Regions from separate parts of the Homo sapiens genome. Here region 2 is linked to region 1. Evidence: chromatin contacts called from ENCODE Hi-C or POLR2A ChIA-PET data. All regions are on one chromosome and are shown on one strand. Each heading gives the region's core, a stretch centred on a gene start or an enhancer-like site at or near the end of the contact. The rest is flanking DNA. Distances are from core to core; before and after follow the strand shown.

Region 1 (5,359 bases), core at 1,835-4,334:
TGCCTGGTAAGTAGTGAGGACTCAGTAAATATTTGTTGAATGGACACATGAGAAGTAGCAGTGGGAGAAAAATTATCCCAGTATTCACACAAGTAAATGTACAACTGCAACGGTGAGGACTCAATGCCTGGTAAAAGAAGAGCCTGTGATAAGGATCCCTGACTTCATCAGGGAAGACAGGGTACCCTCTCTGTGGAAGTAATGCTTGAGCTCAGATCTGATAAGACAAGGAGTTAGCCAAGCAAAGAAGGGAGGGAAGAGTGTAATGGGAGGGGCGTGGCAAACCCGAGTGACAGGAGCAGAGGAAGCTATGTGATTGGAGTGGAGGCAATGAGAGGGAACCAGTGGGAGAAGAGCTGGGAAGGCAGGCAGGAGCCAAAGCAAGCAGGGCTTTGCAGGCCATGTTGAAGAGTTTTGTCTTATTCCTAATAATAATATGAAGCCTTTAAAGGGGTTTAAAGATATATGTGCTGAGGAGTGTGGGGAAGCGGTGGGAGTGGGAATGAAATAATCAGATGTGCATTTTGAAAAACACCAGTCTGGCTGCAGTAGGCAGAAAAGATTGAAGGAGTCAGTGAATGTGAGTAGGCCAGTTAGAGAACTGTTCTCATTGTCTAGGGAAGAGACGACAGTAGCTGCATCTGGAGGTTGGGGAAAAGGAGTTGGAAGTAGAGAGAAGTGGATGGATTCAAGAGACATTTAGAAAATAAAATTAGCTGGATGCAGTGGCTCACACCTGTAATCCCAGCACTTTGGGAGGCCAAGGCAGGAGAATGGCTTCAGATAAGGAGTTTGAGACCAGCCTGGGCAACATAGTGAGATTTCAATCTCTACAAAATATAAAATTAAAAAATTAGCTGAGTATGGTGGCTCATGCCTGTAATCCCAGCTACTCAGGAGACTGAGGTGGGAGGATTGCTTGAGCCCTGGAGTTTGAGGCTGTAGTGAGCCATGATCACGCCACTGCACTCTAGCCTGGGTGACAAAGTCATACCCTATCTCAAAAAAAGGAAGAAAGAAAGAGAGAGAGAGAGAGAGAGAGAGAGAGAGAGGGAGGGAGAGGGAGGGAGGGAAGGAGAAAGGAAGGAAGGAAAGAAGGAAGGAAAAAGAAAAGAAAATAATAAAAGAAAAGAGAAAATGGACACATTTGGTACTGAATTTGACATAAGGAAGGGGGGGTATCAGGATAATCCCTAGGTTTGGGGGTTACATAAGTTGATTGATGAGTCTGCCTTTCACGGAGATATGAAACACTGGAAGAGTGTCATGTTTAGGAGAGGGAATAAAGACTTCCATTTTGAGCATGTAGATTTTGAGTGATAACAGAAGTCAGTTATTCAGGAGAGGGATCTGAGTTAGAGATATACATTTAGGGGCCAGCCGTATACAGATGGCTGTTAAAGCCTTGGGCTATAACTTACCCAGAGAGAGCAGACAGTGAAACATAAACAGGGATAAGACCAAGCTTTGTGTAACTGCAACATTTACTGGCCACATGGAAGTGATGAGCCAGCAAACATTACTTATAAAGAATGGGCAAGGAGGTAGGAAAAAAACCAGAGGGATGCTAGAATCCTAAAGCCTAAAGAAGAATGTATTTGAAGATGGAGGAACTGATCACCTGTACCAAATGCTGCTGAGAAGTAGAACAGTCTAATAAAAATGTCTGTTGGATTTAGCAGCATGGAGGTCATAAGTGACCTTAGTGAGAAGTCTTTGCTGGAGTGTTGAGCCAAAGGCAGATTGAAGTGGGATGAGAGAAGTGGAGAGGAAGAGCTGGTACTGACAATATGGAGAGTACTTTGTAGGAGTTTGGAGGTGGAAGAGTGGAGAGACAGAAGAGAATCTGGGGATGGGATTCGGCGGGCTAAATGAGTTTTTTGTTTCTTTTTCTTAAAGGGATAGGTATTGACATCATTAAAGGCCAATGGAAAGGATCCAGTTAGAGCAAGAGGTTGAATATACCACAGAAATAAAGTGTTACTAATAATATAAAATTCTGGAGAAAGCAGGTGGAGAGGATGGGATCAAAGTTCAGGTGGAAGGATTGGCTTTCAATAGAAGGAGGCACTGTTCTAAGAGGAGGAAAGACATAGGACGCACGCAGATATAATGGAGTTTCTAATCTTGGCAAATGTGTTAGCCATTATTTATTTACTTATTTTTAGTGGTAGGGAAATTGCACTAGGAGGCAAGAGATCTTGACTCTAGTCTGAGATCTTTTCCTAAATAGATTTTCAACCTTGGGGAAGTTATTTCTCATTCCTTTGCCCATTTTTTTAAGTGAGGGTGCTCTGTTAGATGATCTCTAAGGTTTCTTACAGCTACTCTAAGTAAATCAAGAGAGGGTAAAGTCCAAAATGTTAGAAAACTAACTTAGAATGTTCATTCCATTATGTTTTCAAATACAAGTGCTTGCTTCCAGTTTAAGGAGATAAATGAAGCCACTGTATTTAATCTCATGTTCGTTCCAAACTCTCACTAAAATGCCGAAATAAATATAAAAATAAGAAGAAAATAATCTAGAGCAGTGCTGGAAAGCCAGAAAAGGTATCACCAGCAGACCAGAAAAATACAGTGGGCTAGGTAATACACTAAGCAATTGACATGTATTAAAGCATTTAAATAGTTCTATAAGGCAGGTACTATTATTATCTCATTTTTAAAAATTGAGTAAACAGAGCCACAGAGAAGTTACATAGCTTGTCCAAGCCAGGCAGTCTGGCCTCTAGGGTCTGTGCTATGTTATGTGACCTCACTGAAATAGTAGGAAATGTCTGAAAATTATAATGTGGAACCCGTGCCCTGCTAACATAGAAATAGGAGAAGCATATTGGAGAAATGATCATGTATCTTCCAAATGAAGCACCAGAAAAAGCTCAGAGTTTGCAGAGGCTAGAAGCTAGAGTGAGTCATGGAGCAGAAAGCAGAGAAGTGAGTCGAAGGTCTGCCAAAGCTTCTGGGCCATGTTCCAACTCTGTGCACAGTGTCTTGCTGTAGTATTCACCCCTGGCTATAGCCAGTGAGAATAGCTTTCTAAATAAAGCTCTTCTTTTGCATAGAGAGGGAGCCTACCAGGGACTTTGTGGTTGGAGAGTGAAGTGGGACTGCCCAGGTAATTTAGAGGCCATCATAAGGATATGGAGACAAAAGCCATCTAGGTCTAGCAGTTAAGTCCTCTAAAGCAGTATACACCCAATAAGAGGCTTTCCCAACCTCTAAGCTACTAGCTACCCAAACTGCAACACAAATGTGCCTATCCAATCCACATTTCATAAATAGGAGCCCTCCTGTTGGCTCACCCCCAACCATTCACCTGCACATCTCTGTCACATTCAGAGAGGAGGCCTGTCAGGTGAATGGTAACCTCCATAACTGCTGAGGACCCCAAACCAGTTACCAAAATATAGCAATCTAGACCTCTGTATCAATGGCCAGTCACCAGACATTTAAGAAAAACCGACAGCATGATACAGAAACACTAAGATGACAAGGCAAAACAGTGGACTTCTGAGGGAAAAGTGAATGTGGAACACAGAAGCAAATATGTTTGAAAAATCCTAATTAGCATCTTGAGAGATGTCAAAGATAATATTGCATTCATAGGGTAAAATTGGTGAGCTATGAAAAAGAAGTAATCAGAGAATAAGACAGAGTTCTTACAAATTGAAAACATAATTGCTGAAATAAAATAACTCAATAAAATAGATAAATAGCAATGGAAATAACTTGAAAACTGTCTTAGCAGTTTGGAAGACCAAGTCATGGAAGATCAGTGGAACAGAATATAGAGTACAAATATATATGGGAATTTCATATTTTTAGAGGTTTCAAATTACCGAGGAACAGATGGATTAATCAAATGATGATATCGAGACAACTGGCTATTCATTGGGGAAAAGCATCAGGTTTAAGGCCTATCTTAAAACTTGATTATCCCCTTTCTCTCCCCCCTCAATTTTTCCATCTCTATTGGATCATTCCCATCTTCATTCAAATATGCCCATGTATCTCCCGCTTCTTACACCCCTCCCACATCTCTATTTTCATTTTTATGATCCCCTTTGTAGCAAAACTTCTTGAACTTGTCCATGTTTGGTCACTATCTCTACTTCTCACTTCCATTCACTCCTAAACCCACTCCATTAAACTTCCATTTTCCAGTGTATCTACTTTTGTCAAAGTCACCAATCATCTCACTGTTACTAAATCCATTCCTACTTCTTTGTCTTTATCCTACTCAATCTCTTAGAGGCATTCAACAGAGTTGATCAGTTTTCTTTCTTCTTCAAACATTCTCTTATTCACTTTATGGCACCACCTTGTACTGTTTTTCTCTGACCTCACTAGCTTTCTTCTCAGTCTCCTTTGTTCAAACCCTAAATCTCAGATTACCTCAGGGATTGATTGGTTCTGGGATCTCTCCTCTGATTCTGTAATCTCTCTTTTGACAATCCGAGCCCAAAGTTTTAAGTATCTTCTATGTAACTATGGCTCACAAATTTACATCTCCAGCCCAGACGTCTCCTCTAATAGGCATCTCAAACTGTTTTTTTTTTTTTTTTTTTTTTTTTTTTTTTTTGAGACGGAGTTTCGCTCTTTTTGCCCAGGCTGGAGTGCAATGGCGCGATCTGGGCTCACCGCAACCTCTGCCTCCCGGGTTCAAGCGATTCTCCTGCCTCAGCCTCCCGAGTAGCTGGGATTACAGGCATGCGCCACCACGCCCAGCTAATTTTGTATTTTTAGTAGAGACGGGGTTTCTCCACGTTGGTCAGGCTGGTCTCGAACTCCCAACCTCAGGCGATCCGCCCGCCTTGGCTTCCCAAAGTGCTGGGATTACAGGAGTGAGCCACTGCGCCCAGCCCAGGCATCTCAAATTTAATATGTCTAAAACTGAGCTCTTAATTCTCCACACCCAAATTTGTTTCTCATACTTCGCATGAAAGGAAATACTATAAGGTTAAAGATGTAAACATAAAAAATTAAACTATTAAACTGCTAAAATAATATATAGAAATGTATGTATGGGAAATATATCACAATAAATGTAATATTGAAGTGGGGAAGGCCTTTCCAACTCTGACATGAAGCTCAGGAGTCATAAAGAGAAAGATTTACCAGTTGACACAAGGTGAGCTTCTGTGTACCTAAAACCAATATAAAGTTACAAGACAAAGAGCAGACTGAGAGAATCTACTTGCAGTACCATATGGTTTCTATCCATAATATAAAAAACTTCTATGAATCATTAAAAAAGGCAAATAAGCCAACAGGAAACTGAGCAAAAGATATGAACAACCAAATCAAAAAACTGAGCAAAAGATATGAACAACCAAATCAAAAAGGAAGAAATACAGAG
Region 2 (5,359 bases), core at 891-3,390, 170 kb before region 1:
AGGACAATTTTGTTCTTTTGTTGCCCTAGTAAAATTATCTTTTCTGAAGAACCAGTGTTTTAATCCAAGATAGTGATCTCATGTTGTACTGAAATAAATTTAAATTGTTTTATGATGTTTAGCAAGCCTAGAAGTTAGAATGCTGCATGGAAGGTAATAATAAGGTACACATTAGCATTTGCTTTTAATTGCTTTCACTCTTGCATCAATTAGAGTAAAATGTTGAGGATGCGGGCAGTCATTTAGTCACTGAAAGAAAAAATAAAACTTGTTTACTAAATTGAAAAGAAATTAGGAAAATGATTTTCTCCAAATTACATTTCTACTCAAATGCACTCCAAACCCGAGTTATTTCCCTAATTATATTTTATATGCAATGAATTTTTAAACCTCTTTATGCACTTTATGCTCTTGGTTGGCAATTGAACATCAATTGAATTTCCATTAAGTTGGAAACCACAGGTACTGGTAGTTTTTAAAGATGTGATTTTAGCAAGGTATTTGTCTTGGGATAATAATAATAATAATGCATCCACTGACTACTTTAAAGTTTACAAAATCCTGTCCTGCAGAGAGCCAGTATGGCATCCTAAAAAGACCTGAGGCTTTGGCTTCAGACCTGAGTATGAATCCCACTGTAGCCACTTACTATCACCCTTCCTCTCAGTTTTCTCATCTGTAAAATGGGGAGAACACCTATGTTGAAATGTTGTTGTCATTAAACAAGAATGAATGCATGTACAATTCTTAGCATGAAATAGTAGCATTAAAACCCCCAATATTTAATCTTTGCAATTTTATTAGGAAGTAGGTTTTATCTCTCTTATAAGCATGAGTCAGTTGAGGCTCAGGCAACTCATCCAGGGTTGCCAACTCTCTTTTATGACTCCAAGTCTAGGACATTTCCCTCCCTTTGGCTACTTCTGGAACAAGACTACGAAAACTGATAAAAGGATTAGCAGCAGGCTGGGTGCGGTGGTTCATGCCTGTAGTCCCAGCACTTTGGGAGGCCGAGGTGGGAGGATTGCTTGAGCCCAGGAGTTCGACACCAGCCTGGGCAAAATGGCAAAACCCTGTCTCTATAATTTTGTAAAAGTTTTATAAAAGGATTAGCAGCAATTGCTAGATATGACCTCTCATATGTGATCTAGACTCCATTAAGGCAGCCATTCCCAGCCCAACATATGTGCCATACTGCATGACTCAAGGCTGCTGTTGCATTAGCTGAAACTCCATCTTTTCTCTCCTGCTCAGAAAAGCCCACGAAGGGAGAGTGTGGGTGGGGATTGCAGGGATAACCTGCAATCCGCTCTGTTTCCAGCCTCCTAGTACTTTATTACTGATAGCAAGTTTTTTGAACACACTTCACACCTTATAGCAGCACACCACAGTTGGGAACCATGGCATAAGACGTGTTCTAGGGAGAATAAGTAGGTCACTTTGCACTAGGGGTTTCCTGCTGGGGAGTAGTGAGAAAGATGGTGGAGCCAGTAGGAGTTTAAAAAGTTAAGACTTGATCTTGTAGGCACTCAGCCTCTTGGGTAGGAAAGCAGTGAGGCTAAAATGGTAGTCTGTAGGACCTGGAAAAAGCCTGGAAGCCAGGAAAACAGTTGGTCTATTGAAGTGAGCCAGATGGAATGAGCTGAAATCCTGAACTAAGGCAGTGGCAGCAGGAATGGAAAGGAATGAACAGATCCAAGAAGATTTGTGACTGACTGGATATGCATGGCCAACCAAAGAGGTAAAAGGGCCATGTAATAAAGCAGAAGTTTCAACATAAGCTGTCACTTAGGCAGTAGGTTTCCTCCTCTAAGTATATTTTGCTTAAATATGTATCAAAATGATCTTGCAGCCCCAGGACTCAATATCCCTGTTGGTGGAAAGTAAACAGTTTGGAACGGTGCTAAACAGCAGAAAAAGCACTGGCTTAGAATTAGACATTTACAGCACACAGTTCATAAAATATTAATATATTTTTTCACCAAGTTACTGCCTTATGGAAGTGTTTGGTTAACCTGCTTCACTGGTTTTTGATATTGGGCTAAGTGACTTTGTGGTTAGTCATACAAACATGCTGGTATCTAAATGCAGGAAGTGATTCTAGAACATTACAAGTGGGTGATACAACCTTGTGGATTGTTATCTTTAGGCACCTGACCAGCCAATAACTAGGACGTTTGAAGTGATTAAGAAAATCTATTTTTTAAATTATACTTTAAGTTCTGGGTCATCTGATACACTGTATATCTCACGCCCATGAATGTAGGCTCCTTAAGGGTGGGGATTTTTTTTTTTTGTTCACTGCTGTAGCCCCATCAGAGAACAGAGCCTGTCACTTAGTAGATGCTCAATCAGTAATTGTTGAATGTGTGACACCAGGGATCATGAGTGTCTGGCTCACCAAAGGAGCCCTGGTGCTGATTTTACAGAAGGAGCTTAATAAAACCTGATTTAGTTGAGCCAAAACAAATTGAACAGCATTTGGACTAGTAAAACACATTTTTATTTGGCTTTATATTGTGTGAAATACAGTAAAATAATTTTAGGTTGATAATTCTTTACATGAGATATTCAACAGTAACAAAATTATATTTGTTCTTTTGCTAGTGATGAGTTGGAACAATTCATGGAAAATCAAGGTGCATCGAGCCCAGGTATCCTCATTTTAACAACAAACCTCAGCAAACCATTCATGCGACTGGAGAAATATGTTACTCTCTTGCAAGAGTTAGAACGGCATATGGAGGTAAGGGAAGGTGAACTTTTTCAAGCTCGTGTGCCAAGTATGGTCCTGTGCTCTGGAGGACGCAGCCAATTTGCCTCCAAAATGGCCTTGCAGAGGAATCAAGGTCTTGGATTCAAAATTTACTTTATCTGTTCTTCCCTCTTCTCAGGCTTCTAGTTTTCCTTTTTATGCAGCAAAATAAGATCCTTACTCTTTGCTACTAGATATTAATGATCATTCTCCCTTTTCGCTCTTCTCTTCCAAGCCTTGGTCCTGTGGCTTCCCTTAAGTCTATGCTTACTTGCTAACTTGAGTTTTCTTTTGCCCTCTCAGTAGTTTGGTCAAAATCCAACTAAGAAATCTTCTTTGTTTCTGGTATATTAACCAACTTTATTGTGGGAGATAGAGCAAAACAACATCAGAATGTACAAAGAACAAGTTCACTATAGACAGGAATATTTATCTCTAGAATTCTGCCATCATTCAACTTCCTGACTCTGGATAACAGTGGAAGATTCTGGTATTCCTTAAAGACTAATGGATGGATACAATATTAGTGGTATCTCTCTACACATCATGCATGTACATCAGAGTCCCCCCACATTTTTATTTATAAGCCTACAGTTTACTTGCAACTGTTGTAGCATAGCTATAATCTTTTCTAAATTCTAAGATTTTGCAATGAGGCCTGATAATTGAATATTTTTTCACCAAGAACCAAAGGCCTCATGTTATGAAAAACCAATCAGCAGAGCTAGCTCCTTGAGCCATTCTTTTGTGATTGTTCATGGGGGATTTAAGTGTGGGTGGGAGAGGAGGGCCTGCTGGAGGAGGCTGCATTTACCCTAGTTGCTCTTCCTGTGTCTGGGGAAAGGTTTTGAGGTTTCAAGGGGTTTGATTATCTTTAAAGAAAAAGAGTGCACCCGCACTCTGCCGGGCTTGTCAGCATTTGTAAGGATTGAAAGAATGTTCTCTGAGCGAAACCACATTCTCAGGGTATTTGACCTGCCTGAAAGCCGGAGGCAGTGGGGAGCTGGTGAGCAAAGCCTGTCAGTGTGAAATTTCAGTTAGGGCTCAGGAAGGTGTTGACCTCTGGATGCCTTTCCATAAGCTAAACCAGTTTGCTGAACCGTTTGAGGTTTGCCCCTCCTTGCTTATCACAAAAATCCAGAAACGAGTGGCCTCAGTTTCTATTACTTTTCAGTGTTGAAATGCAAATATGCACTTATTTTGGGGAGAAACAAATCCCAGATGCTCCTGCTGCCTGGATCCTATATCTCAGTCTTTCTTGTAGTGGAGCCTGTTCTCCTCCTGCTTCCATTTGCTGTGGGTCACATGTCTTTGGCTGCCTCTCATTTCCCATCATCAGAAAATACAAGCCTTTAGAACTAGTTCACCACTGGGTGAGACACTTTGTGCAGATTTCAGAGCATTTGGCATGGCTGCTAACAGTAGAATAAAGCCTGAACTTCTTGTTTGTCAGTTGATTTGGATAAGGATAAATTTTACTGTAAAGGAATACAACCTTACTTTTTATGAGCAATGTCATTCTTGGCTTGGGTCAGGCCCCTAATCTGTTCAGCTCTGTATTTTATCACCCGAGACTAGTGGGGCAGGAGATTTAGTCTTCCCTTACTCCAGCTGAGTTCCAAAGGACATATCCCCTATGCCCCAATGTTAGGTGCACATCTACCCATAAGAATCTGTGTCTTCCCTTCATAAACAGTTATGGAATTATGGATTCCTCTAAGCCGTTTTTGAATCTGTCCACTTTCGGAATTGCAAGTACCACAGGATTGCAGGCCATGTGTAAGAGCCTTGCTTAAGAAGGAAAATATGGTATGAAACTTGGAATCTTTTCCCATCTGCCATGTTCACACTGCTGAAAGAAAATGGAGGCATTTTAGGAAATGGAATTAGATTGATTTTTCTCTTGAGTTTTTGTTGTTGTTGTTTGTTTGTTTGTTTGTTTTGAGACAGGGTCTCACTCTATCACCCAGGCTGGAGTATAGTGGCACAATCACAGCTCATCACAGTCTCGACCTCTGGGCTCAGCTGATCCTCTCAGCTCAGCCTCCCAAGTAGCTGGGACTATAGGCATGCACCACCATGCCCGGCTGATAGATTGATTTTTCTCTAACCACGACTCTTGTTTCCACCATTCCCTACCTCCTGTCATCTACCAACAACATGACCTAATGATGTACCCCGAATAATTATTTAATTATTATATTTATTATTAAATAATCATTATCCAAAGTATAATAGCAAAAAGGGAAGTGGGAACTCTTGCCTTTTACTACATTGTTACTAAATATATGATGCATTACCAACTCTCTTAATTTCTTAATCACCTAATAATTAGAGTCACTGAGATTCCAAATGCTCCCATGCTGCTCTATTTTTTAATCTTTAGTATAGAGTAAAATTAACGTTTTTCTTCTGGTGCACAGTTCTATGAGTTTTCACACAGGTATAGATTCATGTTACCATGACCACAATTAAAATACAGAACAGTTCCATCATCCCCCAAAATTCTCTTGCTATCTTTGTGGCCATACTCTCTTTCTACCCCTAACCCTTGGCAACTGCTGATCCTCTCTCCTCTAACATTGTTTTCAAATGTATTCCTTT

Evidence for each region. A loop is a pair of places that touch in the nucleus more often than their neighbours do. ChIA-PET counts read pairs that join two places held with the same protein, here RNA polymerase II (POLR2A). Pooled maps may share reads with other maps.
Region 2: a map of Panc1 shows a loop between it and region 1 (2.8-fold over the local background). The contact joins two enhancer-like sites. A Hi-C loop is called at or near these places in 6 of 168 maps with a recorded cell type or tissue (CD4-positive, alpha-beta T cell, Caco-2, OCI-LY7 and 3 more), 1 of 37 single-sample maps with no recorded cell type and 3 of 50 pooled maps. POLR2A ChIA-PET finds 5 or more read pairs at or near these places in 4 of 52 experiments (H1, HEK293T, activated CD4-positive, alpha-beta T cell and 1 more).

Annotation. Positions count from the first base shown.
Region 1 is chrX:136,523,756-136,529,114 of GRCh38, reverse strand. No RefSeq gene overlaps it. Among named protein-coding and RNA genes, the nearest start is that of VGLL1, 5.8 kb to the left of the region's middle. Within about 2 kb of position 3,084, at least 8 of the 41 ENCODE cell types and tissues checked have a DNase peak (open chromatin) inside an H3K27ac peak, as active enhancers do; they include PC-3, where a contact is called at or near this core.
Region 2 is chrX:136,687,997-136,693,355 of GRCh38, reverse strand. It overlaps ARHGEF6 (Rac/Cdc42 guanine nucleotide exchange factor 6), which reads left to right. Exons shown (of 22, transcript NM_004840.3): 10 at 2,608-2,746. Among named protein-coding and RNA genes, the nearest start is that of CD40LG, 43 kb to the right of the region's middle. Within about 2 kb of position 2,140, at least 6 of the 41 ENCODE cell types and tissues checked have a DNase peak (open chromatin) inside an H3K27ac peak, as active enhancers do; they include PC-3, where a contact is called at or near this core.